3 separate regions of the Homo sapiens genome follow, and all the other regions are linked to region 2. A link is a contact called in ENCODE Hi-C or POLR2A ChIA-PET data. All regions are on one chromosome and are shown on one strand. The core of a region is the stretch at or near the end of the contact, and the rest is flanking DNA. Distances in the headings are between cores, read along the strand shown. Region 1 has its middle 66 kb from the start of FOXN3-AS2. Region 2 holds the start of PSMC1 (proteasome 26S subunit, ATPase 1). Region 3 holds the start of LINC02321 (long intergenic non-protein coding RNA 2321).

Region 1 (4,054 bases), core at 755-3,254, 750 kb before region 2:
TTCTCATCTCCTTGCAGGTGAAACTACAAGAAAACTGAGGCCAGCAGGCAATGAAGTAGACATGTTTTGAGCAGCCCCCAGGGCTTCTGATGCCCAAAGTCACAGATGACTCCAGACCATTGCTTCTCCAATGTTCGTGGGCCATGGATCACCTGCAGGCCCTGTGAGATGCAGGTTTCGATCCAGCAGGTGTGTGGTAGGGCTGAGATTCTGCATTTTTAACAAGCACTCAGGAGATGCCAGTGCTGCTGGCCCTGGGACCATGCACTGAGGAACAGGATCTGGAACAGCACCACTGTGCCCTTATGATTTTAGGCCTTTCCTGCCTTCCACATGACAGGCTTTGCATGTGGCAAAGAATAAAACAATCGCTATGGATTGGCCCTGTGGAGGGATGTCATATCACCTCCCTGGACACCCTCCCACCAGTTTTACATCACCTGCTATCTACCCCCAGCCTCCGCTCTACCCCCACTGATACTGCTCTGAGCTCATCTCCTACTTCCCTCCCTCTCACTCTGTTCCACCCACCCTGACCTCCCTGATAGTCTTGGAGTGGACCAGGTCCCTATCAGTACCTCCACACTGGCTGAGCATCGACCTGCCTTTCCCTCCCCTCCATCAGTGAAGGAATCTGCCCTGCCCTCTGGGTCAAAGTTATAGCACCCATGCTTGCATCTCCTGGACCTTGTTCCCTGCTTCATCTTTATCCATAGCACTTACCACTATTTGCAAATTATATACAGTTTTTTTTGTTGTTGTTTGTTTGTTTGTTTGTTTTAAGATGGAGTCTTGTTCTATTGCCCAGGCTGGAGTGCAGTGGCATGATCTCAGTTCACTGCAACCTCCACCTCCTGGGTTCAAGCAATTCTCCTGACTCAGCCTCCCAAGTAGGTGGGATTACAGGTGCCCACCACCACGCCTGGCTTATTTTTATATTTTTTGTAGAAACAGGATTTCGCCATGTTGGCCAGGTTGGTCTTGAACTCCTGACCACAGGTGATCTGCCCGCCTCGGCCTCCCAAAGTGCTGGGATTACAGGCATGATCCACCACGCCCAGCATTGTCCATCTCCCCACTAGGATGCCAGCCCCAAGAGGGCAAGGATCTGGTCTGTCTCATTCACTGCTGTATCCCAGTACAGGACACATAATGGGCACTGAAATATTTGCTGAATGAAGAAAGAGTTTAACTTTTAATGAAAACTGTAAAGTGCCAACCATCAATCTCAAGGACACCAATGAATTGTTTGCTTACATCTGCTATAAATAGTTTTAATCTGAATAAATGACTTCTTCGAGATTTCAAAATGACCCATTGTGGCAGATTGCAGGAGATAGTTTTATCCTGTCATGCAAGTATGGACATCATGGAGAAGGGCATGTTTCCCATGAAGAAGGGCATGTTCCCCATGTTTCCCAGCTCTCATTCACCAGTCAGCTTAATGGAATTCCCCCTTCCTCCCCATAGAACCCACATGGATGAGAGGCGGATAGATATCAGCAGGCAGACCTCCTCCTGGGAGAGGCCTCTCACCATGGGGGAAGATTAGAGAAAAGCAGGAGGCAGGAAGGAGAATTCCTCCATGATGCACATGAAAACCCTGAGGCTCAGGGAAGTTGAGTGACTTGCTCAAGGTCTCACTGCCAGTGAGACTGGGACTGGAACCCACGCATGCCTCCTAACTGCCGATATTCTGTATACATTGCTTCTCTTAACAAGTAGAATCTGCGACTGGTTTGAGAACAGCTTCAGTTCCAAAACTCATAAGAGGGATTCTGAATAAATCTTATGACAGCCACAGAACCAGAGAAAGTCAGATCTGCCAGGGAGCCAGCCCTGCATATGCACTGAGGGCAGCCACAGCTAAGCAGAGAGGGGTGTGTGTCCATTGCAGCTCCAGGACCCAAGCTGCCCTCTAACCTGACTGTGCATCTCCCCAGCACACAGCTCCGATCACACATGAGACCAGTGTGGAGAGGGGGTGGGTAGCTCCACCTCGACTCTCAGAGGAACCACAAGCACAGTCACACTCAGAGCGACAGGAAGTTGTCAGAGTTCAGAGACTGTAGACTGAAAAGAGTACCCAGACTAGGCACGGTGGCTCACACCGTAATCCCGGCACTTTGGGAGGCCGAGGCCAGCAGATCACTTGAGGTCAAGAGTTCAAGACCACCCTGGCCAACATGGTGAAACACCGGCCCTACTAAAAATACAAAAATTAGCCAAGCGTGGTGGTGTGCGCCTGTAAATCCCAGCTACTTTAGTGGCTGAGGCATGAGAATCACTTGAACCCGGGAGGCGGAAGTTGCAGTGAGCTGAGATCACACCACTGCACTCCAGCCTGGGTGACAGAGTGAGACTCCATCTCAAAGAAAAGAAAACAGTAACCAAATTCATCACCCCCTGCCTTTTCCCAAAGGCTTCTTCTCCTGTTCCATTACAAAAGTGCATGCCTGACCAATGCAGGCGTTCATGAGTGTCCAGAAGGTTCCCCAACTCATATTCCAATCATCCCAGCGGTAAAGCATCTCAAAAGACCTGCTTGGTGTCTTTCTTTCTTTCTTTCTTTTCTTTCTTTCTTTCTTTCTTTCTTTCTTTCTTTCTTTCTTTCTTTCTTTTCTTTCTTTCTTTTCTTTCTTTCTTTCTTTCTTTCTTTTCTTTCCTTTTCTTTCTTTTCTTTCTTTCTTTCTTTCTTTCTTTCTTTCTTTCTTTCTTTCTTTCTTTCTTTCTTTCTTTTTTGAGACAGTCTCTCTCTGCTGCTTAGGCTGCAGTGCAATGGTATAATCATGGCTCACTGCAGCCTCAACCTCTGGGCTCAAGCAAACCTCCCACCTAAGCCCCCTGAGTAGCTAGGACTACAGGCGTGCACTACTACACTCAGCTAACTTTAAAAATTTTTTTGTAGAGATAGGGTTTCACTGTGTTGCCCAGGCTGGTCTCATGGGCTCCAGCCACTGCATCCAGCCGACCTGCCTGGTTTATAACTCACATTTTAACTCACATTTACTCCAAGACCAACTTGCCCTGAAGCCTTGAGGTTACCCCCTACAGGACTGCACCTGAATTAACCTGTGCTCAGTGGTCTTTGCAGTCCTGATATGAAGAGTATTGTATTAGTCCATTCTCACACTGCTAAAAGGACATACCCGAGACTGGGTAATTTATAAAGAAAAGAAGTTTAATTGACTCACGGTTCTGCAGGGCTGGGGAGGCCTCAGGAAACTTACAATCATGGTTGAAGGTGAAGCAAACACGTCCTTCTTCACATAATGGCAGGAACAAGAAGAATAAGTGCCCAGCAAAGGAGGAAGCCTCTTATAAAACCATCAGATCTCATGAGCACTCACTATCACAAGAACAGGATGGGGAAAACTGCCCCTGATTCACTTACCTCCACCTAGTCCCTCTCATGATGCATGGGGATTAAGGGAACTACAATTCAAGATGAGATTTGGGTGGGGACGTGGCCAAACCATAAGTACAGACCCTTAGAGGCAAAAAGGACAGTTTGCTGCTTTCTCAGAGGGCACACCGCTGTTCTCAGCTCTTTCCCTACAACAAACGACCTTCTCTGTGACCCTCCAGAGCAGGACATGAAGCCATAGTGAGGGGCAGTATGACCAGCAGCTTGGGAACTGAAGGGGAAGAGACTTTTTCTCTAGGTTCTATGGCTGGGACCTGTGAATTGAACTGATAAAAGATTAACAGTAGAAAACGCATACGAATAATTATTTGATGTTAACATTTTTACACGGCATAGGGTAGGGAGAGGGGCTTTATAGAAAGACGTGAAAACCACAAGGAAGCGGTTAAATATACCATTTTAACAAAGAGAAGTAAATTGTGGAGATTGGACAAGACAAAGGAAAAGAGGGTTTGGGCTAGGGGCAGAAAATTGTGGGAAAGTGACTAGGAAATATATGAGGGAAACCCACGGAAGATAAGAGTTATTCTAGTAAGGTTTGTTTGTACAGACTCATCTCAGCATCTGCTCCCTAACTCCAATGATAAGAATGTTCTCCTCTTCCCGGTACGGGGAGGCCATCTTTCT
Region 2 (3,839 bases), core at 1,250-3,749:
GCAGGTGTCTGGGCCCTGCCATGGGCCTATAGAATCACAGTCTCTGGCGGATGGCACCAGAGTCTGCATTTTGTCAGCATCTGGGCTGGTTCTGATGTGCTTGAGGTTGCAGGGGGGCTGCTGAACAGGATGCACGCTCGCCTCTGGCACCTGCCCTCTGTCCACCCCGGCCCCGCCCCCTCTGTCCACCCTAGCATGAGCCCTCCGTCCACGTTTGGACACCTTCCTACCTCAGCCTCCATTCCATCTACTTTTGGCAAAAATCTCTTAAGAATCAAAAAACAAGAGTTTTATCCTCTCCGTATCCTCAGCCGGCAAGGTAGATAATTATCCCGTTATACAGATGAGAAAATGAGGATGACTTGCTGATGTCACACAGCTAGAGCAGAGCCTCCGGAGAGGAAACCTGTTGGTATCTTGATTTTAGCCCTGTGAGACCCAAGTTGAACTTCTAACCCAGAGACCTTCTAGCTTTGAGCACTACATTTATGGTCACTTTCTTTTTTTTTCTTTTTGAGATGGATTTTCCTTCTTTTCGCCCCGGCTGGAGTGCAATGGCGCAATCTCGGCTAACTGCAACCTCCGCCTCCCAGGTTCAAGCGATTGTCCCGTTTCAGCCTCCCGAGTACCTGAGATTACAGGCATCTGCCACCACTCCCAGCTAATTTTTGTATTTTCAGTAGACATGAGGTTTCACCATATTGGTCAGGTTGGTCTTGAACTCCTGAACTCAGGTGATCCACCCGCCTCGGCCTCCCAAAGTGCTGGGATTACAGGCGTGAGCCACGGCGCCCAGCCCCTGTGCATCTCTTTTGCCCTATGGCTGACTCTCAATCCTCCCCACCCGGTTGACAGTCATCTCTGCAACTCTCCCTCTTTTCCACTTGCAACTTCCAACCTCCCCAAGTGCTGAGCACTCCAAGTAGTCTTTCTAATCCTCTCCCTGCTTTCTCTTAGCTGTCCATTATGTAGATAAACTTAAATTTTCTGCTTACTTTATGTCACTTCCTACAGCCACAATAGGAAAGTCTGATGCCAACGTTGGCTACTCTCTTCATTACTGGGTTCTATTGACTCGCCTTTAACCGCTGAGCTTCCACTGGGAGTTATGTGCCTGTTTCTGACTTCTTCACTATATGGTGTCTCTAATCTCCATCCTCTGCAGCTTCTACTGCAGGGCCTCTGCCCTGGCTGTTCCCTCTACCTAGAAAGCTCTTCCACCAGATATCTGAATAGCTTACTCCTTCATGCCTTACGGGCTTTTGCTCAAGTATCATCCAATTTAAAGTTAAAATCACCCACCACTGCTGCATGCTCCTAATCCTAGGCATTTTTCCTAGGCATTAATTTTTCCTATGGCATTTACCACTATGTGGCATACTATATATTTTACTATTTACTTGTTTCTTGTAAAATGCATTAGGGAAAGGATATTTATTTTGTTTTTTAAATTTTTATTAATTTTTTTTTTTGAGACAGAGTCTCGCTCTGTCACCTAGACTGGAGTGCAGGGGCGTGATCTCACTGCAACCGTCGCCTCCCAGGTTCGAGAGATTCTCATGACTCGACCTCCCAAGCAGCTGGGATTACAGATGCCCACGATGATGCCCGACTAATTTTTGTATTTTTAGTAGAGATGGGAGTTTCACCATCTCTATCCTATGTGTGATACTGTCCTATCGTGTGATTTCATGTGTCATGTACACTAGATGCCAGATTTGTTAACAGAGGTCGATAGTGCTAAGACTTTCTATTACCGTGTTGCAGTGATGATGAAAAGGAAGAAGTATACCTGTTGTGTGTTCATAAGGGAAATATTTTTAGTGTTTCACAACTAAAATCCCTAAATCAATCTGGAGCAGAAAAAAAATCATCCATTTCTCCAGTTCAGAAAGATGCAGTATTTTGAGCACTTGTTAATGAAATTTCCAGAAACAGAAGGGATTGTTGCCATTTTTCTGATGTCCTGGAGGGTGTAACAAATGAGGAACTTTACCAATCAGCTTCAAGATGAGGAATTTAAGACATTTGGCATCATCACAAGTCACAGGTCATCAGAAAAAGACAGGTTTAGAAGACTCGTTACACACATACTCCCAGATGTGCAGGTTAAATTCCAGAAGCTGAATAATAACTGAAATATTTGTGCAAATGTATATGTCAACTTCCCAGTTCCAAATACCATTCCAGTTTTTAGAACCATAAAGTTCTTCCCAGTTATAAATTTTGCATAATTTAAATATTTTATATTTTCACGATTGTCCTAATTCTTTGACAGTAGGGGTCATTGTCTTAAGTTGTTGACAAGCGCCTCATAACGGGTATTCAAAAATTTCTTTCAAGTAAAATATTTATAAAGTTCACTTTATGCTTATAAACTGCTGCGTTGCCCTAGACCGCCCGCACAAGCCCTTGGAGCACAACTTGGTCAGCGCAGAATTTGGTTCCTATCAGCTTCCGTAGCGTCCCTAACGACTTCCGCCTCTGGCGGGCCGCAGTGGTGGAGGAACTTCCGGCAGCGGCAGCTCAAGTGGCCAAGGCAAGATGGTGAGTGACTAAGGGTTTCTTTCCGCTGGTCGTCGCGGTGCGATGGGGTCTCAGCAGCCTGAGGCGAGAGAAAGAGGCGGCTGCCCGAGGAACTGGGACAGCCCTCTTCTCCTTTTGCCGGCCTGATCTTCTCGGCGGGTGGAGGCTCCCAGAGACCGCGCTCATGTCCACCGCGGGCCGGGGCCGACCAACGGGCCTTGCCCGGGGATCCTGGGGCCGGGGCTCAGAGCAGAGAGAGGGTCTCCTGCGTGGTCTTGTGGGGCGGCAGAACGGATCAGGCCGCTGGCTTTGCTGCTCCGCCGACCAGGGCTTTGCTGATCGGCGCTGGGAGTTTCGGGGGCGCCTCCTCGAGTCACCGGGAAAAATGCTTTTTGAGTCGGGCAGGTGAAGGGTGCTGGAGAAGAGGGTGGGATTCATTCCACCTGAGGAGTTGAGCGCGGAGTCGTGGAAGGCCTTTCGGAGCTGGGGGCATTTGAAGGAGGCCTTAAAGACGTTGTTATGACAGGCGGAGCTAAGACGGAAAGGGCCCGTGGTGCAGTAGTAATAATAAAAACAGCTAGCATTTATTCATCAATTCACTAAACAAGTATTTACTGAGCACTTGGTGTTTTGTTGTTGTTGTTAAACTTTTGGCTAGCTTCTGTTGTAGACACTGAGGATTGATTGAAGTCCCTGCCTTCATAGTGCGTACATTCTAGAGCAGAAGGCAGACAATCATCAGAAATATGTAATATGATGTCAGGGGTGGGGTGGTCATTGTTGTATGGTTATTGTATAGAAAGGGATAGCTTGGAGGAGTGGCTGCTTTTTATAGAGTCAGCGAAGGTAGCTCTGAGGAGGTGAAATTTGAGCGGACCGAAATTGAGGGAGTAACCCCTGCAGATGTCTGAGGGAAATGTGGTCAAGGCAGAAGATACAGCAAGTGCAAAGGACCTGAGATGGGAATGTTTAACCTGTATCATGAACGGCAAGAAGGCCAGATCTCATAGAGGTCTTTTTTATTTTAATTTTAATTTTTATTTTTTTGAGACGGAGTCTTGGTCTGTCGTCCAGGCTGGAGTGCAGTGGCGCGATCTCCGCCTCCCGGGTTCAAGCGATTCTCCTGCCTTAGCCTTCCAAGTAGCTGCGACTATAGGCGCCCGCCACTACGCCCGGCTAATTTTTGTATTTTTGTAGAGACGGCGTTTCACTCTGTTGGCCAGGCTGGTCCTGAACTCCTGACCTTATGATCCGCCCGCCTCGGCCTCCCAAAGTGTTGGGATTACAGGCGTGAGCCACCGCGCCCGGCCTCA
Region 3 (3,784 bases), core at 934-3,433, 570 kb after region 2:
TCTGTCACCCAGGCTGGAATGCAGTGGCACAATCTTGGCTCACTGCAACTTCTGCCTCTGGGGTTCAAGTGATCCTCCTCCCTTACCTTCCCAAGTAGCTGAGATTACTGGCATATGCCACCACGCCTGCCTAATTTTTGTATTTTTAGTAGAGACGGGATTTCACCATGTTGGCCAGTCTGGTCTCGAACTCCCGACCTCAAGTGGTCTGTCCACCTCAGCCTCCCAAAGTGCTGGGATTACAGGTGTGAGCCACCACGCCCAGCTGACATCAGGAGTTTTAAAGAGAAATCACGAACTAGGTGGGCACAAGGGACCTGGTTGTTCCTGGGGAGTTGTATCAGCAAACAGGTTTGAAGTTTGCACTTCGGACACGTTACTGTGAAAAAAAGAAACTAATTCTCATTTTGTGTGAAGGAGCCTGATAGACACAGGATCTGCTTCAGTGAGGAATTGTGAGTGATCTTCCCCTGCACAAGGCCAATAGGGTGCAAGGTTTCCACAGTTCAATTCAACAAACGTTTATTGAGTACCTACTATGTGCCGGACACAGTGTTAGGCCTTAGTGATACAATATTGTGTAGGGTATGGTCCCATCCCTCAAGGAACTCACAGTCTAGTGGGGGAAAGAAGTGAGCAACAGCTCTGCAGCCGGACCCAGAGGAACGCCAGGAATTAACTGTGGTGGGTGCTCCAGTAAGTCTTCCTGGAGAATGTTGCCCCCAAGCCAAGCCTTGAAAAAGGATCTCAGGTCCAGTCTGCTCACCAACCCTCACCATCTAACAAAGTGGTCCTGGGTTTTCAAAACTCTTGCACTCAAAATAGGGTCCCAGTATTCAGACATATGCAGTCCCAGATCACCCCCGACCATCAGATGAGAAAAACCCAACAATCTGGTCTCCTTTCCTGCAGCAAAGCACTTGGTGGTCAGAAGGGTTGGGGGTGAAGGTTTATGGGATCTGCTGGACAGCTGGTGAGGCATACAGACACTTCTGGTTATTATCTTTCTCCCAAATCAAATGCTAAAGGTACTAAAACCATGCTGACTGCATGAACCATTCCCTGGGGACTGGTAGGGCATTCCATTCCTCCCCACATTTGGGAGTCCAAACTGGGGTGGAGGGGTAAGAAGTAAAAGGTCTGGGTCAAGTGCTGCCCATCAGCTTGTTCATGATCAGGTACCCTTCAGTTTCCTTATTTGTAAGAGGAGAGTGCTAGTCAAGGAGGTCCTGGGCTCTGGTCGTTGATTCTGTCCTGTCAAAGTGAGAGTGGCTGGAATGGGATTGGTATATGGGTGCTCCCATACAGCTGAGGTTCCTTTCTGAGCTCTCAGGAAGCAAATTAAAAAAAAAATAATAATAATTACCAGGTGAGATGGCTCACAGCTGTAGTCCCAAGCACTTTGGGAGGCCGAGGCGGGTGGATCACCTGAGGTCAGGAGTTCGAGACCAGCCTGGCCAACATGATGAAACCCGTCTCTATTAAAAATACAAAAATTAGCCGGGTGTGGTGGTGGGCACTTGTAATCCCAGCTACTCGGGAGGCTGAGGCAGAAGAATCGCTTAAACCCGGGAAGCAGAGATTGCAGTGAACCAAGATCACTCCACTGCACTCCACCCTGGGTGACAGAGTGAGACTCCATCTCAAAAAAATAAAAAATGAAAAATAAAAATAAAACGAATAATAATAATAAGGCATCTGAAAAAACTCTTGAAGTTAGGAAACCTGGATTTGATTTTCATCTCTGTAACTGACCTGCCGTGTGACCTTGTGAAAGGCGTGTCCCCTCTCTGGGGGTGTCAGTGGACTAATTCCCGAGTTAGCTGTGGGGGGAGATGATCACTGGCATTTAACAGTAAGGTGGGGCTTCAGAAGTCCATCTACTGCGAAGCAAGAGAAAACTCCACGGAATACACGACTGAAACGAGTGGGAAGCCAGATGTGTCACGGACGTAGGGAGGGGAAGATGAAGGTCCCAGCAAAATCCCGGGAACATACCTGTCAAAGGGTCAGCGAGAAAACCAGTCCCTTGGCTGGTTGAAAGGAACACTTGATTCTTTGTCAGAAAGCAGCCTTGCGCTTCTAAGGGGTCTGCTGTCTGAAAGAAGCCTTCGAGGCTCGCAGACCTGGGGAAGAACTCAACCTGCCTTCAGCCCATGGGGACTGGGGCCGGCGCGGCTTTCTGGAATCGAACGGAACGAGGCGACCAGGCGCGGCGGCGGCAGCCAATGAGGGAGCCTCCTGATGAGGTCATGCAGTTCCTGGGCGCTTCATTGGCGGATCCTTCGCGGGGCCGCGGCGGGGGCCGCAGGGCGGAGCGAGGCGGGGCGAGGCGGGGCGGAGGCGGTGCCTGCCAGAGCCCGGACCTAAAACCGCGGTTCGATTTTCCTTATTTCCTCCCAGCGCTTATTTCCCCTGAGCGCGATGGGTCAGGCCCTTCTTAAGAGAGCAGTGAAAATACCCAGAAAAAAGGGCTTTTACTCACTCCAGAGACTGGGTTTACTTATTTTGGGTGAGCCCTCATTTTCTTTAGTAAAAGTGGAGGGTTGTTTAGTTTTGTTTCAATCCAGGCCAAACGCACTATTAACTCTAACCATTTAGCAACGCTGAGAGAATGTCCCTTGGTAGCCTTTTATTTGCCCACTGTGGTCCTCTAACCCGCTGTGTTGGGAGCACCGAACACCAGCTTTGTTCCACAGACGTGGAAACAGACCCAGGCGACTTGCCCAGGGTTATGTGGCCATTCAGTGGGACAGTGGGGGAACAGAGAACTAAGCTTTTGGTCCCTGCTGCCTGCCCAGGGGACCCACTCTCATGACCCTGGGTCACAGCCCAGGGCTCCCCACAGCCCAGGGCTCCCCACAAGGAAAGGCAGTCAAGTCAACCTTGCTGCTTCCTGTTGCAAGCTTTTGATACATCAGTTTCATTTTCAAAATACCGCCCAGAGTAGTCTATGGTCAGCAGAAAGATGCTGACAGCACTGTCTATTCTAGGAAGTTATTTTCGAATGAACTACAGTGTGAGGGACGGTTGGAATGTCCCTGATGCTGAAGGAGCCTGGCAGCTATTACGCTGGTCCTCAGCCCACCAGGCCTTCCTTTTTAAGAGGTATCTAGGAACTTGCATAATGCCTCTGTTTTGTTGCAGTCTAAGGGCGCTGACCCTTTGCCCAGAGAGAAGCGGAGTTTTAAGTGATGTGTACAGGACACTCTTCTAAGGATGAGACCCTGGCACTTGGCCTGGGCCCTCAAATATGCGTTGAATGACTGATACAGCCTGAATGCCTGTTATCAGACTCAGAGATTGTGTGGGCCAGGGAAGGCAGGCAGCAGAGAGAGTGCGGGCAGGCCGGGCGCGGTGGCTCACACCTGTAATCCCAGCACTCTGGGAGGCCGAGGTGGGCAGATCACTTGAGCTCAGGAGTTCAAGACTAGCCTGGGCAACATGGCAAAACCCTGTCTCTATTTTTATTTAGAAAGAAAGAAAGAGAGCGAGAGAGAGAGAGACAAAGAGAAAGAAAGAAAGAAAAAGAAAGAAAGAAAGAAAGAAAGAAAGAAAGAAAAAGAAAGAAAGAAAGAAAGAAAGAAAGAAAGAAAGAGGAAAGAGCAGAGTTAGATGGCCTCACTCGTGGGAGGATGCCATCTGTCATCTGGGATCTTTATCTCCTTTCCTGTATTTGAGGAATCCCCCACCAGAGACACTGAAAATGCCAGGCACTCACTGTGCCAGACCCCCTTGTTTCTACAGTGAGGGGTGGGGGACCTCAACCCTGCCAGGCAGACGC

What was found. A loop is a pair of places that touch in the nucleus more often than their neighbours do. ChIA-PET counts read pairs that join two places held with the same protein, here RNA polymerase II (POLR2A). Pooled maps may share reads with other maps.
Region 1: a pooled map shows a loop between it and region 2 (4-fold over the local background). The contact joins the enhancer-like site here to the promoter of PSMC1 in region 2. A Hi-C loop is called at or near these places in 2 of 50 pooled maps. POLR2A ChIA-PET finds 5 or more read pairs at or near these places in 2 of 52 experiments (H1 and activated naive CD4-positive, alpha-beta T cell).
Region 3: a map of naive thymus-derived CD4-positive, alpha-beta T cell shows a loop between it and region 2 (25-fold over the local background). The contact joins the promoter of LINC02321 here to the promoter of PSMC1 in region 2. A Hi-C loop is called at or near these places in 1 of 168 maps with a recorded cell type or tissue (naive thymus-derived CD4-positive, alpha-beta T cell), 1 of 37 single-sample maps with no recorded cell type and 13 of 50 pooled maps.

The regions. Positions count from the first base shown.
Region 1 is chr14:89,508,572-89,512,625 of GRCh38, forward strand. It overlaps a transcript of FOXN3 not described here. Among named protein-coding and RNA genes, the nearest start is that of FOXN3-AS2, 66 kb to the right of the region's middle. Within about 2 kb of position 2,005, at least 9 of the 41 ENCODE cell types and tissues checked have a DNase peak (open chromatin) inside an H3K27ac peak, as active enhancers do.
Region 2 is chr14:90,254,054-90,257,892 of GRCh38, forward strand. It overlaps PSMC1 (proteasome 26S subunit, ATPase 1), which reads left to right and starts at 2,500. Exons shown (of 11, transcript NM_002802.3): 1 at 2,500-2,547. The coding sequence starts at 2,545. RefSeq lists enhancers at 2,146-2,675, 2,551-2,790, 2,676-3,203.
Region 3 is chr14:90,825,991-90,829,774 of GRCh38, forward strand. LINC02321 (long intergenic non-protein coding RNA 2321) reads right to left here and starts at 2,184. Exons shown (of 4, transcript NR_184259.1): 1 at 1,999-2,184. RefSeq lists a silencer at 2,215-2,474.